Linked DNA regions of Homo sapiens: all the other regions are linked to region 2. Evidence: chromatin contacts called from ENCODE Hi-C or POLR2A ChIA-PET data. All regions are on one chromosome and are shown on one strand. The core of a region is the stretch at or near the end of the contact, and the rest is flanking DNA. Distances in the headings are between cores, read along the strand shown.

What was found. Hi-C counts contacts between places; a loop is a spot of excess contacts on that map. ChIA-PET counts read pairs that join two places held with the same protein, here RNA polymerase II (POLR2A). Pooled maps may share reads with other maps.
Region 1: a loop to region 2 is called in a map of CD14-positive monocyte, with 31 times the contacts of the local background. The contact joins the promoter of CAMLG here to the promoter of HNRNPA0 in region 2. A Hi-C loop is called at or near these places in 1 of 168 maps with a recorded cell type or tissue (CD14-positive monocyte) and 12 of 50 pooled maps. POLR2A ChIA-PET finds 5 or more read pairs at or near these places in 1 of 52 experiments (MCF 10A).
Region 3: a loop to region 2 is called in a pooled map, with 15 times the contacts of the local background. The contact joins the promoter of SEC24A here to the promoter of HNRNPA0 in region 2. A Hi-C loop is called at or near these places in 2 of 37 single-sample maps with no recorded cell type and 8 of 50 pooled maps. POLR2A ChIA-PET finds 5 or more read pairs at or near these places in 4 of 52 experiments (H1, T-cell, WTC11 and 1 more).

The regions. Positions count from the first base shown.
Region 1 is chr5:134,736,981-134,740,391 of GRCh38, reverse strand. It overlaps CAMLG (calcium modulating ligand), which reads right to left and starts at 1,844. Exons shown (of 4, transcript NM_001745.4): 1 at 1,600-1,844. The coding sequence starts at 1,771. RefSeq lists an enhancer at 2,207-2,256.
Region 2 is chr5:137,752,442-137,755,819 of GRCh38, reverse strand. It overlaps HNRNPA0 (heterogeneous nuclear ribonucleoprotein A0), which reads left to right and starts at 1,457. Exons shown (of 1, transcript NM_006805.4): 1 at 1,457-3,378. The coding sequence starts at 1,754. The coding sequence ends at 2,671. RefSeq lists a silencer at 738-1,097 and enhancers at 725-1,416, 1,678-2,027, 2,538-2,697, 2,107-2,798.
Region 3 is chr5:134,646,903-134,650,519 of GRCh38, reverse strand. SEC24A (SEC24 homolog A, COPII component) reads right to left here and starts at 1,735. Exons shown (of 23, transcript NM_021982.3): 1 at 1,347-1,735. The coding sequence starts at 1,443. RefSeq lists enhancers at 1,550-2,087, 1,835-2,124, 2,135-2,194.

The DNA.
Region 1 (3,411 bases), core at 595-3,094, 3.0 Mb after region 2:
TTGGTTAAAAATATAAAATCAGTAAAGCCTTTTAAAATCTATATTTTAAAATTAGATTTCTGAATCCAGTGCCCTATGAGCATAGGGTGTGGCATATCCCAAAGCTACTGTTTATGTAGTCAGGCAGCCATTAGTAGGCACTTCAGCAGTTTTAAGACACTACTCTGGGGTTTTGTTTTTGTTTTTGTTTTAAAAAAAAGGCCAGGCACAATGGCTCACACCTGTAATCCTGTAAGCCCAGCACTTTTGGAAGCCAAGGCTGGTGGATCACTTGAGCCCAGAAGTTCCAGACCAGCTTAGGAAACATAGTGAGACCCCCCCATCTCCACACACACAATTTTTTTTTAAATTAGCCAGGCATGGTGGTGTACACCTGTGGTCCTAGCTACTCCGGAGGCTGAGGTAGCAGGATTGCTTAAGCCCAGGAGTTTGAGGCTGCAGTAAGCTATGATCATGCCACTGCACTCCAGCCTGGCCTACAGAGGGAGACCCTGTCTCAAAAAATAAAACAACCTTTAAAGACATAAAATTTTCAAAGCAAAAGAACAAAATATAGAAAGTACCTCAGGTAAGATCATAAATAATGCTTTAAGAATAAATAGCCCGATAGAAAAATGTTTCTTCTATTGTTCTAGAAGAATTTGAAATGGTTTTCTTACCTCTCATTTGAACTGCCTAAAAGTTCAGAGCTATACACCTAAAGCCTTACAGAACAAAAGTCACAAAGATATAAGGAGCTTGCGACCAGTGACTAAAGGCCAATTACTAAAGGAAACACTGGAAACTTAGATAACACTAGGGCGCGCTAATTGCTCAATTATACTCACGTGAAATAAATTTTTTTTAAAGAAAATCATTGGACATGTGTTTGGGGGAGGAAGGAGGCGCTCTCCTTAGAAATGCAGCTCCAGACATCAATCACAACAATATCCCCTCATGAGGAGAGGAAACTCTCAGGTGTGCACTTCGCACTTGCTGGGTCTCTGAAGAATGCTCACTCTCACTTTTCCCACCTTTTCTAGCCGGCCCGTAGGTGACAGTGTTGACGGCACTGAACACAAACACTAGGATATGAGCACAAGAGTCCCTGATACACGTAGGATGAACTAGCGGGCAGTTCAGTAAAGACAGGCTGATGTGGGCGGACAGGAGTTACACAGCAAAAGGCAAAAGAAGGTAGACGCTAGAGAAGGCACTGTAAGGAAAAGCACTTGGAACCTTAAGAAGGAAAGCCATCTTCCTAAGGGGAGCAGTAGACATGACAGTCTGGGGATACAACGTGCGCCCTTCAAGAAAGGCGAGGAGTGGCTAAGGAAAAAAGGGGCTGTTCAACGTAACTGGGAAGAGGGAGTGAGAGCTCTGCAGGCAGGGTGGGGAAAATCTCACGGCGAGGCCCCGGGAAAATTGAGGGGAGCGACTAGGAACATCCTGGGGTTCAGGGATGAGAACTTGGGATATCACCGAAGGGGCGGGACAGAGAGGAAATCAAAGAGCAAGGCTTGGTCAAAAAGGTCAGAGGAGTGGAGGTGGGAGAGGGAAGAATGACCCTGAAGATTCAAGGTGATGGGCGGGAGACTGAGGGGAAATCGAGGCTCTTACCCGCGCCGCTCCCGGGCCTGTGAAAGCCCATGATCCGGTTGATGCGCTGTTCCGAGTTCATGAGCAGCTTTCTCCGACGCAGCTCCGCCCGACGCTGGGAAGCCGACAGACCTGAGCCCGCTGGGACCCCCGGCCTCTCCCCGCCGTCGGTAGCGACGGCCATCGACTCCATCCTCCCGTCCACAGTCTGGGAGGGGTGGCAGTGGCGGTGATGTTGGCCGCCGCTGCGAGGGCGATGACTAGAGGCCGGGCCGCAGGGCGCGCGTCCCCTTCCCACTATAGACCCGCCCCCGAGCGCGGTCCCGGAGCCTGTGAGCTAAGCACTCACGCACCGCCCCACGCGACCAAGCGCGAGGCTCTGGCCGCCATCTTGAGTGAGGGCAGCGCTGGACGCCCTCGTGCCTCCCCAACTCTTCTGGCCCTCACCCAACAGCCCCCTCTGCTGTTCACTCGGAGGTGAAGAAAACCAGCACCCAGGGCCGGGAGTGGTGGCTCACGCCTGTAATCCTAGCACTTTGGAAGGCCGAGGCGGGCGGATCACGAGGTCACGATTTCGAGAGTAGCCTGGCCAACATGGTGACCCCCTCCCCCCTCCCCCCACCCGTCTCTACTAAAAATACAAAAACTTAGCCGGGCGGGGTGGCGCGCGCCTGTAATCCCAGCTACTCGGGAGGCTGAGGCAGGAGAATCTCTTGGACCCAGGAGGCGGAGGTTGCAGTGAGCCGAGATCGCGCCACTGTTCTCCAGCCTGGGCTACAGAGCGAGACTCTGTCTCGAGAAAAAAAAAAAGAAAGAAAAGAAAACCGGGAGTGGGAAAGGGATGGCAGTAAGTAGGTCAGCCTAGATTTGGTGCCAGGAAGCAAAATGGAGGTTGCAGCGGCAGTCGCTTGTTTACAGACCCGCGGCCTCGCCTGTAGGCAATGGGAATACGTAACCCTGGGAGCCGCACTTAAAGGGAGCCTTACGCTGGGATTTGTTCTTGGTGCCTGTTCCTCATCCTTAACTTCTCTACGGCAAAGTATACGGCTGATGTGTTCCTAGGCTTTCCTCGCGTTTTGTGCGTTTTTATTCAAATTAGAATTTCCCATTGAAACCTTTCGTGCACATTCTATCTAAATTGCCAACACTCCCCATTCCCCTTCACCTTGTTTTTTCTCCTTGTCGTTCATGACCACCTCGCATGCTAAAGATGCTCCAGCCTGGGCGACAGAACGAGACTCCGTCTCAAAAAAAAAAAAGGAAAAGAAAAGAAAAAAACAAAAAGGCCGGGAGCGGTGGCTCACGTCTGTAATCCTAACTTTGGGAGGCCGAGGCAGGCGGATCACCTGAGGTCAGGAGTTCGAGACCAGCCTGGCCAATATGGCAAAACCCCGTCTCTACTAAAAATACAAAAATTAGCCTGACCTGGTGGCATGCACCTGTAATCCCAGCTACTTGGGAGGCTGAGGCAGGAGAATCGCTTGAACCTGGGAGGCAGAAATTGCAGTGAGCCGAGATCATGCCACTGCACTCCAGCCTGGGCGACAGAGGGAGACTCCGTCTCAAAAATACATATATAAAAGAAATAAATAAAATAAAATCAGAACAAATGACTGGGCGCGGTGGCTCATGCCTGTAATTCCAGCACTTTGTGAGGGCTGAGATGGGTGGATCACTTGAGGCCAGGAATTCGAGACCAGTCTGGCCAACGTGGCAAAACCCTGACTGTACTAAAAATACAAAAATTAGTCGGGCTTGGTGGCGTGTGCCTGTGGTCCCAGCTACTTGGGAGGCTAAGGTGGGAGGATCACCTGATCCTGGGGAGGTTGAAGC
Region 2 (3,378 bases), core at 208-2,707:
GGTTGCAGTGAACCAAGATCGTGCCATTGCATTCCAGCTTAGGCAAGACTCCGTCTCAAAAAAAAAAAAAAAAAAGCAAAGTTAACATTCTAGGCCAGGCGCGGTGGCTCACGCCTGTAACCCAGCACTTTGGGAGGCCGAGGCAGATGGATCACCTAAGGTCAGGAGTTTGAGACCAGTCTGACCAACATGGTGAAACCCCATCTCTGCTAAAATACAAAAATTAGCCGGGTGTGGTGGTGGGCGCCTGTAATCTCAGCTACTCAGGAGGCTGAGGCAGGAGAACAGCTTGAACCCAGGAGGCGGAGGTTGCTGAGCCGAGATTGCGCCAGTGCACTACAGCCTGGGCAACAAGAGTGAAACTCCATCTCAACAACAACAAAAAAGCTAACATTCTAGTTCAAAGAAAGCAACACATAGATGATGTAAATTACACATAAAAAACCATTCACTGAGGTTAAATGAAAATGTCTGCTGGAGTGTGCCAAGGGGACCTGAAAGGGCCTCCTCTGAGAGGGCATCGTGGGAGGGCTTCAAGGAGGGCGGGAGGGTGGCAGGGAGGCAGGGATGTCGCGCCTCGTCTGGTTCCTAATGTCTGAAGTTCTTTTGGTTCCCTGTTGTCTTTCACACCGCCGCCTCGGGCTCGCTTTTGCGCAGGGCCACGTGGCAAAGTTTTAGTTTAACCGCACGTCGGGCCCACTGTAAACGGTTAATAACCGCCTTCGTGGACCAGGCCTCTGCCCTCCATCTTTGTGCGGGCGGGAGGTGGGGCGGGGACGCCAGGTGTAGCGGACAAGCGGAGAGGCGGCGGGTAGATCCGGGCCCCCAACCCCAACAGTCAAGTTTTCAAAAAGCCCGCGCGTGGCGCCCCAGACCGCATCCGTTGGGAATGGCCCCCAGCGCGCCCCCTGCTCTCTCCCCGGCAAAGCCCTGGGCGGGAGAAGGCGCGGGGGTGGTAGGCCGGCTCTGCACGCCGGGGGCGCCGGGGCAAGCGCGCACCGGGGAGCGCGCCCGTCCAACAGCTGCCGAAAACGGAAGTGGGTGCGAGGGGATCACGGTGATTGGCTGAACTCAGATGTCTCTCAAGGGGCTGGCGCGAACGCCACTGCGGAGTTGGGCGAGGGGATGAGTAAAGGGGAGGGGGAGAAACACTGGGAACAGCCGCGGTGCTAGGAGGAAATGAATCGCGGTGGTGCGCGGAGGGCAGGGAGGGACCCATGTCAAGGGACAGTGGGGCGCTCGGGAATGAAAGTGGGCTGGCAGAAGCGGAAGCGGGAGCGGCACAGGCCGCGGGCTTGAATAGACCGCGGAGGGCGGGGAGTCCGTGATCTAGAGCGGCGCTGCGGCGCGGTAGGCGGGATTAAGGGGAGCGAGGCGGGGATTGGCTGGTAGCCCTAGGCTGCCGTACGTCGGCGGTGACGCACGCCTCGGGGAGGGTGCGCGCGCGTTCAGCGGCCTCTTTGTGTGGTGCCCAGATAGGGGAGCGGAGGTGGCGGCGGCGGCGGTAGCGGTGGCCTTGGTTGTCTTCCAGTCTCCTCGGCTCGCCCTTTAGCCGGCACCGCTCCCCTTCCCTCCCCCTTCCTCTCTTCCTTCCTTCCCTCCCCTTCCCTTTTTCCCTTCCCCGTCGGTGAGCGGCGGGGGTGGCTCCAGCAACGGCTGGGCCCAAGCTGTGTAGAGGCCTTAACCAACGATAACGGCGGCGACGGCGAAACCTCGGAGCTCGCAGGGCGGGGGCAAGGCCCGGGCCTTGGAGATGGAGAATTCTCAGTTGTGTAAGCTGTTCATCGGCGGCCTCAATGTGCAGACGAGTGAGTCGGGCCTGCGCGGCCACTTTGAGGCCTTTGGGACTCTGACGGACTGCGTGGTGGTGGTGAATCCCCAGACCAAGCGCTCCCGTTGCTTTGGCTTCGTGACCTACTCCAATGTGGAGGAGGCGGACGCCGCCATGGCCGCCTCGCCCCATGCCGTGGACGGCAACACTGTGGAGCTGAAGCGGGCGGTGTCCCGGGAGGATTCGGCGCGGCCCGGTGCCCACGCCAAGGTTAAGAAGCTCTTTGTCGGAGGCCTTAAAGGAGACGTGGCTGAGGGCGACCTGATCGAGCACTTCTCGCAGTTTGGCACCGTGGAAAAGGCCGAGATTATTGCCGACAAGCAGTCCGGCAAGAAGCGTGGATTCGGCTTCGTGTATTTCCAGAATCACGACGCGGCAGACAAGGCCGCGGTGGTCAAGTTCCATCCGATTCAGGGCCATCGCGTGGAGGTGAAGAAAGCAGTCCCCAAGGAGGATATCTACTCCGGTGGGGGTGGAGGCGGCTCCCGATCCTCCCGGGGCGGCCGAGGCGGCCGGGGGCGCGGCGGTGGTCGAGACCAGAACGGCCTTTCCAAGGGCGGCGGCGGCGGTTACAACAGCTACGGTGGTTACGGCGGCGGCGGAGGCGGCGGCTACAATGCCTACGGAGGCGGCGGCGGCGGTTCGTCCTACGGTGGGAGCGACTACGGTAACGGCTTCGGCGGCTTCGGCAGCTACAGCCAGCATCAGTCCTCCTATGGGCCCATGAAGAGCGGCGGCGGCGGCGGCGGTGGAGGCAGTAGCTGGGGCGGTCGCAGTAATAGTGGACCTTACAGAGGCGGCTATGGCGGTGGGGGTGGCTATGGAGGCAGCTCCTTCTAAAAGAAAATTTAAAATGCCTGGGAGTGGCTATAGGGGTAGCTCTTTCCAACAGCCCAAGTGGGGTCAACTCCTAAGCCCCACCCCCTCACACACACCGCCTTCCCTGTTTTGCCCTTGGGGGAGCCACTTCTAAGGCTGCTTACCCTTGGGGGTGTTCCTCTATTTGCCTGCCACCTCTCTTGTCTCTCCCTCTGAAGATGGACTCGGCCCCACATACACATTTTTGTGTTACAGTCATTGATGGACTCTATTTTTTTATTATTACTTGGACCTTGGTCGTTTTTATACTAGCAAAATGTCTTGTTTTAATTTGTGTTTTTTGGGGGGAGGGAGGGAGTGAACTTGCTGATTCTGTAGCAAAACCTGGGTGGGGGTTGGGGTGGGGGGTAGTTTACTTTGTTGTAAGGACTTGATAACCTGGCTACAGCGTTTTCTATGAAATCTACTTGGATCCCATGCCTGAAATTTGGAAGCATATGTACAAAAATCATTTTTACGTTTTATTTTTAATAAATCATTGTGTTTGACCGTACATGTCTAACATTTTTTTTCTAGGATCCATTCCGTACCGTTTTTTAAGGGATATTTGTTTAAGACTTTACGTGTTAATTCTTTATTCTTGATGTGTACTTAGAGAAACTTAAGAGGTCCTGTGGTTTTTTTCCCCTCTCCTGTTGCCCTGCTAGTTGCGTGTTGAATTATATCCC
Region 3 (3,617 bases), core at 486-2,985, 3.1 Mb after region 2:
GTTGGACTGTATCAAATCAACATAGTGACAGTATCTCTAATACAGCATACCACAGTGGTCAAATCCCTTTAACATTTCAATATTATGACAACTACACTCATATATAAATGTTGAAGCACATTTGAGGATTTGTCATTTAAAGTTAATGTAAAACTGCAATTTATAGATTATAAGAAAAATCCATAGCCATGTAACATTTTTTCTCATCCTCAGTGTAAATGTTACTAAATATTCTAGAATAAAATGTAGTGTACATAATCTGTTACCATAATTTTGAGAAAGAATGGTTAACTCAGTACCCTTTCAGTGGCTTTCCTCCACTTATTCTTTCTTCTGCCCACATAGTTGCCTACTCACAGACATTTTTAAAAGTCTTTTAGAGCCATCTTTGTAAAGAAAACAGCGGTCTTCTCTAAAAACAATGTAAATTAGAGATTTTAGTCACTGTCTGTATTCTCCAACTTCACAGAACTCTTAGACTCTAATGGGCAACTTAAGTTCTTTAGCATTATTCTACTAGTCTTATTTCTGTAAACCAAAGATTTGTAAGTAAATTGGTAAGTAGGCAATCTGTCGGCAGAAAGTCTTTGTCTATTGTAACAACTGAAATAATCTTAGCAAATCACAATGTAGGACGATTTAAGGAATCCTAGAAGAGGTATAAAATTATAAGACATTCTCACATCAAATGACAAACTATAATGTACATGTAGACTCTTGTCAGAGATTCAGAGAGTTGTGTCCACCCACTTTCCAAATGCTGTCCAGACATCTAGAAGTCAACCAGGAGATCCTCCCTTCTATTTGGTTTTTCCACAGCTGAAACATTGAACAGCTGTTGTAGGTACAATTCTGGGAAGGTTCTGGGAGAGATGAGTAGGCCCTAAAGGGGTGTCCCAAAAGCATGCATTCATCTCCAGAAACTCAGACTGAGTACGACCCCCACCCCACTTCAGGGCCTGCGGAACCCAGAAGAATCAGACCCCACATCCTGCTCTCTAGGAGACTGGGGTGAGGTGGCAAGGAAGGCGAAGGCACACAAACACTATGATCCTTATATTCGAGTTTTGAGGCATTTTCTCACCCGTGTTTCACCCAGGGCGTTGCATACAGCAGGTGCTCATTTACTGTTTTGGTGACCGACTAAATAAATGTGAAAGACTGAGACGAGCCTGGGGCTACAGGTGCACAACTGCCGTGGTCCCCTGGCCCAGCCGCCCACCACCATCCGCGCCAGAACCCGGTAAGGAGGTCACTCTCTCTATCTATGTCGCCTCAAGCAGCAGTGGCACGCAAAGGTCAGTCAGCCCTGGCCAGGCTGCGCCCTCCCCCCGGACAGCACTCACCGTTGGTGTAGGGAGACCCCGAGGCCAAGGCGGCTCCGTTCTGGGCCTGGAGGCTGGCTGGGGCGCCGCCGGAGGCCGGTATTCCCGGCTGGGACATGATGACTGGGTTGGAAGGGGCTGGTCGGGGTCGACAACAGCGCACAAGAAGAGAGCTGAAAGACCACTGCTGAAAGCGGAGGGAGGAGGCTAACGACTTAAGACTGAAGACTGGGAGAAGAGGGGGGGGCGCATTAAGCCCGAGGCATGGCGCCGCACTCTCCCCAGGCCACCGGCGGCCACAGCCTAGCCTGGGAGCTGAGGCTTGAGAGTCGGGCCGGCGGGGCCGCGAACGCCCGGCTAGAAGGCGGCAGCCAAACCTAGAGAGAAGGAGGGAGGCCCTGGCCGGAAGTGCCTGTCAGCCGCCGGCCGCGCAGCCGCAATCAGGACACGTGGCACTTCCGGCTCCGGGCTCGCAGCAGCCGCCGCCGCGCCGGCGAACTCTTCTCTGCCAGCCGGGCTGCCCCGAGGCCACCTGACAGCTCCTGGTGCCCCGACCCCGACGACCGTGCCCGGCCTCGCCGCCACGTCACCGACTCTCACGGCCGGCCGGAAGTGCCGTGTGTCACCGCTACGGAAATTCCCGCCGTTGTGAACGTGACCTCGCTCGCAGAGCCAGGATCGTGGGGCAATCTGAGATTCAGTAGCCGCTTTCGTGGGGTGGGACTGACAGTTCCTCTCCTCGGGTTTTGTGAAGATTACCTGAGACCATAGAAGTCATCGTCCTCTGTTGAGACCGTACCACCACTGGGAGCTGGGGCGGTTAATGTTCATCGCAGTATTTCATTCACATTTCGTCTTCGTGTTTCAGATGTAAATTATAAGGGGTTTTAAAAAGAGGTGGTTAAATATGTGTACATGTTAATAGTGTGATCAAGCCAAGAAGGAGGCCTTTGTCTTTGACTGGAGGACTCAGAGGAATTTTAATTTTGAAACTCGCTGATTCACAGCATAGTCACGCTCAAGTTCATTAGCACATTTAAATGGCAGTTTTGTTTCCTCTTCTAAGAGTTTACAGTAAGGTAAAGAACTCAAACTTCCTTTCAGAGCAAGTAGACTTTTTTTTTTTTTGCAAGTTGACTTTTTTGACTTTTGAAGCCAAAGGGAGGTCGAAACTGCGGTGATTGGACAACATAGTTAATTAATGATTGAGTAATCATCTTAGCTGCCTTCATTCTATTTAGGTTTTTCCTGCTCTGTGCTGACGATAAAGCCCTCCTTTACAGATTTGTACTGTGGATTAAAATGTCATGCCACGCGGTTTCGAAACCTCAGTGTGAAGTACATCTTACCTAATTCATTTAATACCAAATGCCTGCTATGAAGTGTTATATTACATACAAAAAAAAGCCAGATCTAAACCACTGTGTCGGGCTGGGCAAGGTGGCTCACTCCTGTAATCCAAGCACTTTGGGAGGCTGAGACAGAAGGATTACTTGAGGCCAGGAGTTTGAGACCAGTCTGGACAACAGGGAGAGTCCCCTTATCTCTATTTAAAAAATATATATATATATATATTTTTGAGACAGAGTCTTGGTCTGTTGCCCAGGCTGGAGTGCAGTGGTGCCATCTCCGCTCACTGCAACCTCCGCCTCCTGGGTTCAAGCAATTCTCCTGCCTCAGTCTCCCGAGTAGCTGGGATTACAGGCTCCTGCCACCATGCCTGGCTAATTTTTGTATTTTTAGTAGAGACAGGGTTTCACCATGTTGGCCAGGCTGGTCTTGAACACCTGACCTCAGTTGATCCACCCGCCTCAGCCTCCCAAAGTGCTGGGATTACAGGCGTAAGCCACCATGCCCAGCCAATGTTTTTAATTAAATAAATTTTTAAAAAGTGGCCAGTGTGGTGGCACATCCCTGTAGTCCCAGCTACTCAGGAGGCTGATGTGGGAGGATCACCTGAACCCAGGAGTTCGAGGCTACAGTGAGCTGTGATCTCACCACTGCACTCCAGCCTGCATGACAGAGTGAGATCTTGTCTCTAAGAAAAGAAAAAGAATAAACCACTGTGTCAGGCCTAAAAAAGGTCAGTAAAAATTCAAATAACTAAATACTAAATTTTATACTAACCCTGTTTTCATCATTTGCCTCAGAACTTTACTAAAAATGTATTTGCTCGGGCGTGGTAGCTTACAACTGTAATCCCAGCACTTTGGGAGGCCAAGGCGGGCGGATTACCTGAGGTCAGGAGTTCAAAACCAGCCTGGCCAACATGGTGAAACTCTGTCTCTACTG